Regions from separate parts of the Homo sapiens genome. Here region 1 is linked to region 2. Evidence: read pairs that join two places in POLR2A ChIA-PET (ENCODE). Cell type or tissue: MCF 10A. All regions are shown on one strand. Links, peaks and the distances in the headings refer to the core of each region. The heading gives the core; the rest is flanking DNA. Region 1 has its middle 180 kb from the start of FGFR2. Region 2 overlaps LOC124902515 (a long non-coding RNA gene).

The links. ChIA-PET counts read pairs that join two places held together with the same protein. Peaks named below come from ENCODE experiments on the same cell type or tissue, not always from the same donor. Only the 100,000 strongest peaks of a DNase experiment are listed, where the experiment ranks them.
Region 1: POLR2A ChIA-PET joins it to region 2 with 7 read pairs; 1 of 35 experiments calls an interaction of 5 or more read pairs at or near these places.

Annotation. Positions count from the first base shown.
Region 1 is chr10:121,415,803-121,420,197 of GRCh38, forward strand. No RefSeq gene overlaps it. Among named protein-coding and RNA genes, the nearest start is that of FGFR2, 180 kb to the right of the region's middle. In MCF 10A, for the core only: no CTCF peak of the experiment used is centred there; a DNase peak (open chromatin) is centred at 2,669.
Region 2 is chr10:121,150,889-121,155,283 of GRCh38, forward strand. The region is part of intron 1 of LOC124902515 (a long non-coding RNA gene); the gene reads right to left. LOC105378522 (a long non-coding RNA gene) reads left to right here. Exons shown (of 3, transcript XR_946379.3): 2 at 1,160-1,555. Among named protein-coding and RNA genes, the nearest start is that of LINC01153, 25 kb to the right of the region's middle. In MCF 10A, for the core only: no CTCF peak of the experiment used is centred there; no DNase peak of the experiment used is centred there.

The DNA.
Region 1 (4,395 bases), core at 189-4,188, 270 kb after region 2:
CCTTGTCTCTACTAAAAATCAAAAAGTTAGCACGGTGTGGTGGTGTGTGCCCACAGTCTCAGCCACTGGAGGGGATGTGGGAAGTGGTAATGGCAGAGGTGGGAAGGCATCAGATTGGAGGCAGGAGGATCGCTTGAGCCCAGGAGTTTGAGGCTGTAGTCAGCTATAATCACGCCACTGTGCTCCAGCCTGGGCAACAGAACAAGAACCTGTCTCTATCAAAAAAAAAAAAAAAAAAAAAAAGGAATTTTGAATAAAGAGATGGTTTTTAAGCAGAAAACAGACTTTTTAAGTCTGTTCTAAGGGAACAGAGTGAACATCTCCAATTTTGCAACCAAACATTCATCCACTTTCCAATAACAGTGCCTGATTTCTTCCAGAAAAGAAGTTATTTCCCTGTCCTCAGTCTATGGACTTTCAGGTGAAGTTGACTCTACCATGTGCCAAGGCAAGGCAAGGCAGGTGACTAAGGTCTGAATCAAAGCATCACATTCCCCTGGGGACATGGAGCCCAAGCACAGCTATGGAAATAATGAGTCTTGCTGGGACCTTTAGGGGAACTTGCTCTTTTACTGCTGGACTCGACAATAAAGGCTGTGGCCCCAAAGCTGATGGCAGCCTTTTGCTACCACTCAGAGCTGGAACATGAAGTCAAGTCAAAGAAGATCAGAACTAAGTGATGCAAGACGGATCAAGACTTAATAACAAAATTTGAGTCCTGGATCAAGCTGTATCTGAAGCTTATGTTTCCACCTTTCACTTACTAGGCTAATACTTTCATTCCTTTTGTTAATTTTTCACTCACAACCAAAGTGTCCCTGATTAGAACAAAAAGTCTCTTCCTTTTTTTTTTAGTAACACTTTCTTGCATTTTATGGGCTTATCATTGATTTATGACTATGGGATTAATCAAGGTCTCAGGACACGTTTCTTGAACATCAGAGTGGACTCTTTTTTCAGAGAGTTAGCCATTTACTAATTAACACTTATTTGGTTAGGAATGCTTTCAGCTACAAGTAATGGATGCCCAACTGAAGGTAGCTTATACTGTTAGTCTCCCATAAGAGTTGAGCTGGAGGTTGGCCATCTGGAGGTTGGTAGGCAGCTCAACAATGCCACCAAAGACCTCGGCTCTTTTTGTCCTTCTGCTCTGCCACCGTCATGTGTTGGTGACTCTCCCTTCTTGGTCACAAGATGACTACTGCAGCACCGGACATCGAGTCCTCACATGACAGTGTCCCACCCAAGCAGAAAGGAAGAGGGTGGGAGCAAAAGGGGCTCCTCCTCATAATGCCCTCTACCTTTTATCAGAAGGAAAGTCATGTCCAGAATTGCTCACTTACTCCCCATCATTGGCCAGGACTGGGTTATAGGGTCCCTTATAAACCACTCACCAGCACAGAAGGATGGACTTTCCATGGCTGGCTTAGACCAAACTTAAGTGTTTGAAACCTTATCAAGGAAGAAGAGAGAATAGCTCTGGGAAGGCATCTCCCACAGAAGTCTTGTTAACCTACCTTCTTGGAAGCAGGACATTTATAAGAAGAAAAAGCACCAGGCAGGTGAATTCCAATTTTACCCAAGCCAAGCTCAGCGTTCTTTGCCCTTAAAATAAGATCAGAATGAGCCCGAGGGAAAGGCACCCATGTTAAAAACTATATTTGGATCCCCTAGAGCTAGAAGAGACAAGCAAAAGCTGGAAGGCTGGGCCTGGCCTATGCACAACTTTATCTGCCCCTGGCAATGAATTCTAAAAATACAGACCTCTGACAGTCATCTATTTTAAATAGCAAACTTCACATATATAATCTCCACTTCTTCCTTGCTGCAAATTAATTTTTCATGATGAGGAAAGAATGACAGCTACATTTTGCTTTAGCAGAACAAGTAAAGGTGACATTTTGAATCTTGGAGCTAGCATTTCCTAGCTGTGTGGCCTTGGGGAGACAGTCTTCTTCCCTGTGCCTCAGTTTTCTCATCTGTAATATGAAGATATTAATAATATTCACCTATGTGACAGTTGGAGCCTGACACAAGTCAATTTGGTTATTTTCAATTAGTATGTCCTTTTGAGTAAATATTCGTAGTCTGCAACAATTAGTTGCAGATGGGGCTATAGTCTCTTCCCCAAAACCTCCCTTCTAGATAGATTCCACCCCAGATATACACATTATTAACAAGCTAGCAGAAAAACACAACCTATTCTGTAAACTTGACAAACTCTTAGCTGTCCTTTCAGATGCTTCAATTGCACTTGCATGAAAAGGTCACTCACTCAAGGTCAATGTCGAAATATTCAAGCTTTGGACACAGGCAGCAAGAACCCTCCAAAACATTAGCTAGACTGAGTCAGTTCAGAATCAAGCCTGGGGCATCATTCCAAAGGGTAGAACTATTGGGCTCCCTATAGATTCTTCTACCTGCTCATGCAGCAGAAAGATGCCTGTATAATATCACAGGCCAACCCACACATATTAAACATATAGTTTATCAATAGAAAGAAATTTTTCCCATCTGTTATGCTATTAGCAAAAATCTCTGGTTTTGATTGTAAAAATAGTTAATGCCTTGCAGTAGCTACCTCTTAAGAGTGCCCTTTGGAATAATCTTTCAAATATGAGCTGATTACCCCTGGGTGAGTCATTGGAGCCTCATATGAGGTAATACACATGCAATGCTTAGGACAGTCACTGGCAAGCAGTAAGAGCTCAGTGCACGTTGACTATTACTCAAAAGCCAAAAGTTAATTCCTATACATTTTCACATGAGGGCATTGTCATTGCTGGCCTGTATTCCTGACCTCAGTCTCATGAATGTTAGAAGACACAAGACTCATGGGTCAGAGACCAAAGATTTCATTGCTGTCAGCACAGCAGGCAGCATGAGCTTCCTTTTTATAGTGGGCTCCAAATAAGCCTGTGTGACCTTTGAGATATTACATTTATTTTATGGGACAACATGCAAACTTACTTTCTAGCCCATGGAAAAACACTGTCATCCAAGGGTGTTCACTAGACAAACATCCTTGAAAAGGCAATCTACAACAAAGGCTACCTGTGCCTTTGCTCACAAGATGTGCAGCAACACCAGTGACCCATGGAGAACACATCAATTTCTTCCTGTCTCCTCTCAAGCCTAAGAGTTCAAATGGGCTCACCGTCTGGCCCTTATAACAGTTTCTCTTAATGTTTGTGCTTCTCTTCCTGAAACTAGTGACCCCACACCCATCTCCTCTTCCCTTCCCACTATCTCTACCTGCATGGACCATGGTACATTCCTCATGGTCTCTCTTCCCAACCCTCCTTTCCCACACTGCCTTCTAAAAACACAGCTCTGACTGGATCCTGCCCTGGTCACAAGCTGACCATGGCTTCCCACAGCCTCCCAAATGAGGCTCTAACTCCTACAAGTCACTGTGTTCCTTATTAAATAACAAGCGTCTTGAGTAGAGGGAAACCAGGTCTTACTTATTTCTCTAGCACTTAGTAATAAATATTCATAGATCAAATTGTATAATGGGTTTCCTAGCTTTCCAGTCTTTAAATGTAAAAGACATAAATATCTAGTAAGCATGGGATAAGCTCAATGGAAAAAAAAAAAGAAAAAAAAAGCAAGCAGGAATAAGCCATTAAACAGCAGATTTTTCCTTGTACAGTTTTGTGTTTTGTTTTGGTGAGTAGGTATTTGCATTTTGGTTTTTTAACTACTTGTTTTGTTCATTAGCTACAGAAACCTTTCTTCAGTCAAAGTCTAACTCGGACATCCAAAATGCAGGGCTGCTCTACAGAGGGGTCAAGGGACACTCCCTTGGCATCCCCTTCCCTGCGGCTTCTGGCAAGAGGAGAGGGACTGCTCTTCAATACTCTTAGGCCAAAGAATTGAAACCCTACACTCAAAGAAAAGGTGCCTCATTCGGGAGATGACCATCCTTACAGGAATAAGCATTGTTCGCTTGGTCTGGCAAATATGATTGTACTTTGAGAGGTGATATTTTAATTCAGGTCTGGTCTTTTCAAAAACGCTAAACACATGGAGCGTGGGTAAGGAGCTCCGAGGGAAGTAGCAGCCATTCCCTTCTAAGTAATCTTCACCAGCTACAAGAGGGATGACCCCACGACCCCTGTTGATCCTGTTACCCAAGGTCAGCTCACATATCATTAAAAAGAGTCCGTTTCAAATAACGGGCACTTTCCCCTAAAGACCCAATATTCTTTTGCCATTAGTATCATGTTATTCAGAATCCTCTGGGCTTACTGGAATTTCTCTGAAGCATTTCAGATTCCTCAGGAATAATTTTAAAACATTAGAATTTCAAATAACGGCTTCAGGAGAGAGTGGCCTGTATCTGGCTCTCCTCCCCCAGCCCCAGTCTTGTGCCACCTAAAACAGCTTGGC
Region 2 (4,395 bases), core at 96-4,095:
CCAAGGATAAATCCCACTTCATTATTGTGTATGATCCTTTTAACATGCCACTGAATTGCTAGTATTTTGTTGAGGATGATTGCATCTATGTTCATCAAGGATATTGGCCTGTGATTTTTTTCTTTTGTAGTGTCCTTGTCTGGCTGTAGTATCTAGATAATGTTGACTTTGTAAAATAAGTTTGAATGTGTTCTTTCCCTTCTTTTCTTTTTTTCTCTCTCTTTTTTTTTTTTTTTTTTTTTTTTTGTTGTTGTTGTTGTTGTTTAAGAGTTTGAGAAGGACTATCATTAATTCTTCCTCAAATGTTGTAGAATTCACCAGTGAAGCCACCAGGGCCTGAGCTTTTTGTTAGGAGATATTTTATTACTGAGTCAATCCTTATCCACTATTGATCTGTTTCAATTTTCTATTTCTTCATGATTTAGTCTTGGTAGGCTGTGTGTTTCTAAGAATTTACCCACTTCTTCTAGGTTATCCAATTTGTTGGCATATAATTGTTCATGATCCTTTGTATTTCTGTGATATCAGTTATTATGCTCTCTCTTCCACTTACAATTTATGAGTCTTCTTTTGTCTTCATTAGACTAGGTAAAGTTTTGTCAATTTTGTCTATCTTAAAAATCCAATTCCTAATTTTATTGATCTTTTCTATTCAGACACTTTGATTCTTCTCAAGCCATTAGAGATGTAGCCTTCCTTAAATCCCAAGTTGTTAGCAGGGCCTGAAAGGTCTCAAAGGATCAGGTCCTACTGCTTTCATCCCTCCCCATTCTCCCCTTGTTTACTCTGTTCCAGCCAAAATTGCCTCCTTGTTATTCCTGTCACTAGAAGCACACTCCCATTTCCTGTCCCCTCTGCGGGGAACACTTCTCCCCATGATACATGCATGGCTCACATTCTCACTTCACTCAAGTCTCTGCTCAAATGTCACCTCATCAAAGAGAATAGTATCAGTTTCCTTAATTCTAGATGCTGCGACAGAAATTGTAGTCAACTAATGTAATAAATAACATCTAGAAGTGCTTACTTTAGTTAAGAAATTGGTACTAGAATTGGGATGATGTTATTTGTTTAGCAGTAAAACGTGATAAGAGTTTATTTCTCATTTATGCAAAATTCAGTGAGATTTGGAAAGCTTTTCTGTTCATATCTCCTCCAGGTGGTGACTCAGGGATCCAAGCTGTCCCATCCTGGATTTGCATCACTCAATGTCACTTCAAAAGCGGGCAGGGGAAGAGTCTGGGAGATTGCACGGGATGTTTCTAAAGACCACCCCTGAAAGTGCCTTACATCACTTCACCTACATTTCTTTGAACACAGTCACAGAGATAGAAGCTCACTGCCAGGAATGCTGGGAAATGTAGGCTTCCACTGTACCTGGGGAAAGTAAAGCCTATAGCAAACACACAGCAGCTTTGACTCTGCCACAAGAGTTACATCTGGATTGGAATTCTGCCTCTGTCTGCTAGCTTGGAGCTCTTTGGATCTTTTTCTTCATTCAAAACTTGGAACTAATGACACCTACCCACAAGATGTACAGAATGTCACATATATAGTAAGTGATAAGTATTTGCTTATTAATAAATTTATATTGAAAAAAATATATAGGCCTAAACTCTTGAAATAAATTCTTAAATATCAAAATATTAAAATATTAAGCAAAATGACAAAAAAAGGAAAATTGAAAAAACAAATAAAAAAATTAAGCAAAATAACCCTGAAACTATAGAATAAAATTTTATACCAAGAGGATAGTTGTAAAAAATGACACTATTAAACATAAGCAATCTGTCAACAATTGAATGTCAGTGTAATCCTTTCTTTTCTGGTCTATTTTCATACATTGTCCTTCTCCTCCTCTTCCCCAGCGAATTACTCCTTCTCCCCTTGTGAACCAGAAAACTATGAAGAATCCTTCATAATTTTTAAAATTTTTAATTAACAGAGTTTCCTAATAGCAGGAGATATGAAATAGACACTATATTAGGGGAAAATCTCGTATTAACAGCACAAAGTTTAGAGTAGATAATTAAGAATTAATGAATTGCCTATAAAAACTTCCATAGGGATTAACTATACCAGAGAAATGCAGTAGATACAATTTAGGAGTGTGAGTTCTTTAATTAATTACAAAGAAACTTTTATTTTACACAGGGGCCACCCCTGAGAGGGCTTTCCCATGAGCTAGGGGAGTGAGTGTTCAAGAAAGCAGCTTCCAATGACTCAGACCCCTCACCCAAGGTGAGGATTGAAATGAGAATTAAGCAACTAGAGGCCTATGCTTGCCCTTACTGAGAGCATTCTGCAAAGCAATACAGACAAAAGGAGGTCACAGCACAGGAGAGATGAAACAAATGAGGTTGGAGAATTGACACATGGCATCTACTTTTTAGAGAACTTTGTAGTGAAGAGAATGAGAAAAAAACTACCCTTTGACAGCACGGCAAGGTCAAGAGAAGTTGTTTTGTTCATCAATTGTCATATGGGTTTGTTATTTGATTATTTTAAGAGAAGGGGGAATGAGCTTTCTAGAGAGGCTGAGGAAAGAAGCAGAGAGGTAGCAACCGACTATACGAGGACCCCAGGGTATATCAAGGTCCTGTGGCCTTGGAGGGTAGAGCCCAGTAAGGCATGGAGGAGCTGGCCCAGGGTTGGAGAAAACATGAGAAGAATGGGAGGACACACAAATACATTTGGAGGTTATTGGGAAACAAGTGAATGGAGTTCCCAGCAGATCTCACGTTCCTCTGATCTCAACATCCCTCTGCTAAGAAATAGTATGAAGAGGGAGCAGGAAGAGAGAGTGGTAAATGTGGAAACAAACCATTTCACAAATGACAGAAGAATCAAAGGTGGCATATTCATTTTCTATTGCTGCATAACAAACTACCATAATCTTATATTCATTTATTATCTCAGTTTCTGTGGGTTAGGAGTCTGGGCATAGCTTCTCTGCTCAGGGTCTCATTAGGCTGCAATTGAGGTGTTGACTGAGATATATTCTCATCTGAAAGCTCACCTGGGGAAGAATCTGCTTCCCAGTTTATTCAGGTTGCTGGAAGAATTCATTTCCTTATGGCTGAGTGTCCTGACTTTTTGCTGGATGTTAGCTAGAAGCCATCCTCAGGTCCTAGAGGCTGCCTGCAGTCCCTTACCAATGGGCCTCCTCAGCAAGGTCACTTACTTCATCAGGGCCACCACCATTTGAGATATAGGCTTCCCTGAATCCAAAGTTGTTAGCATCAGGTCCCACCTGCCTTCATCCCTCACCATTCCCCGCCCCCCTTGCTTGCCTTATCCCAGCTACAATGGCCTTTTTGGTATTCCTCTGTCTCTAGCAGGAGTCTCTAGCTCTCATGTGCCCAAATTTTGCACAATGTAACTCACCCACAGGAGTGACACACAGTCACCTTTGCCATATCCAAGCAAGTCAAAGGTGCTGCTCACACTCAAGAGGAAAGCATTATATCAAAGGAATGAACACCAGGAGGTAGCATCACTAAGATCACCTTAGAATCTATCCATCACAGACACTTCCTTAGTGTGGGTGTCCAGAGCCAGAATCTAGTGCAGGGACTGGGGCAAATGCTCCTGGCACTGGTGCCTCCTGAGTCAGCCGATACAGATGAAGCCTTAGCTTCTCCACTCTCTGTTTACTTGCTTGTTTATTTAGAGGTTTTGCCATGCTGTTTTGCAGTGGAAAAAAAGAAGGGAGGCGGAGATAGTAATATTTATTTTCTGAAAGAGAACTCTCTTCTCATGTAAAGGTTAAAAGAGCTGTGTTATTTGTGTTTCCTTGGCCTGGGTTTTCAAAAACCTGAGTAACAAGTGCCCAAATACCTCCATGTGCTGACAGAATTACTTCTCCTGCTTAAATGTCTCAACACCCATGGGGACAACTTGGGGTAAGGGAGACAATAGTATCCCTGCCCCTGACCTTGAATTTCAAGTCTCAATCTTTATTGACAGAGAGGCAAGCCGTTAGTCTTCACAACTGTACAAAATAAAATCACCAGCACTCTGCCTTTCAGCCCAGCCTGGCCATCTTCATAGTTGAAAACAACGGCCCATTGTTGGGTTAGAGAGCTACAAATGGAACAGTGGGGCTGAATCAGCAAACTGTGTTCGGTGTGTGTACACTGACAGTGGAGAGCTGACAAAAAGATCCCAGGAACAATGAGCAACAGGCACGTGATTCTGGAGGCGTGTGAATGTGTAATTCTGACTTGCACTCTTGGTAATGAAAGTGAGGCACAGAAATGCCAAGAACACACAAAGCATTTGCTGTCAGTGCATTTGTACTGCAATTGTTTAGGCACTCTTTTAATCAAGCCATAATTGGTGCTGGAAATTAACACATGGGCACCTCTCTAAAAATCTTACAGGCTCTAATTG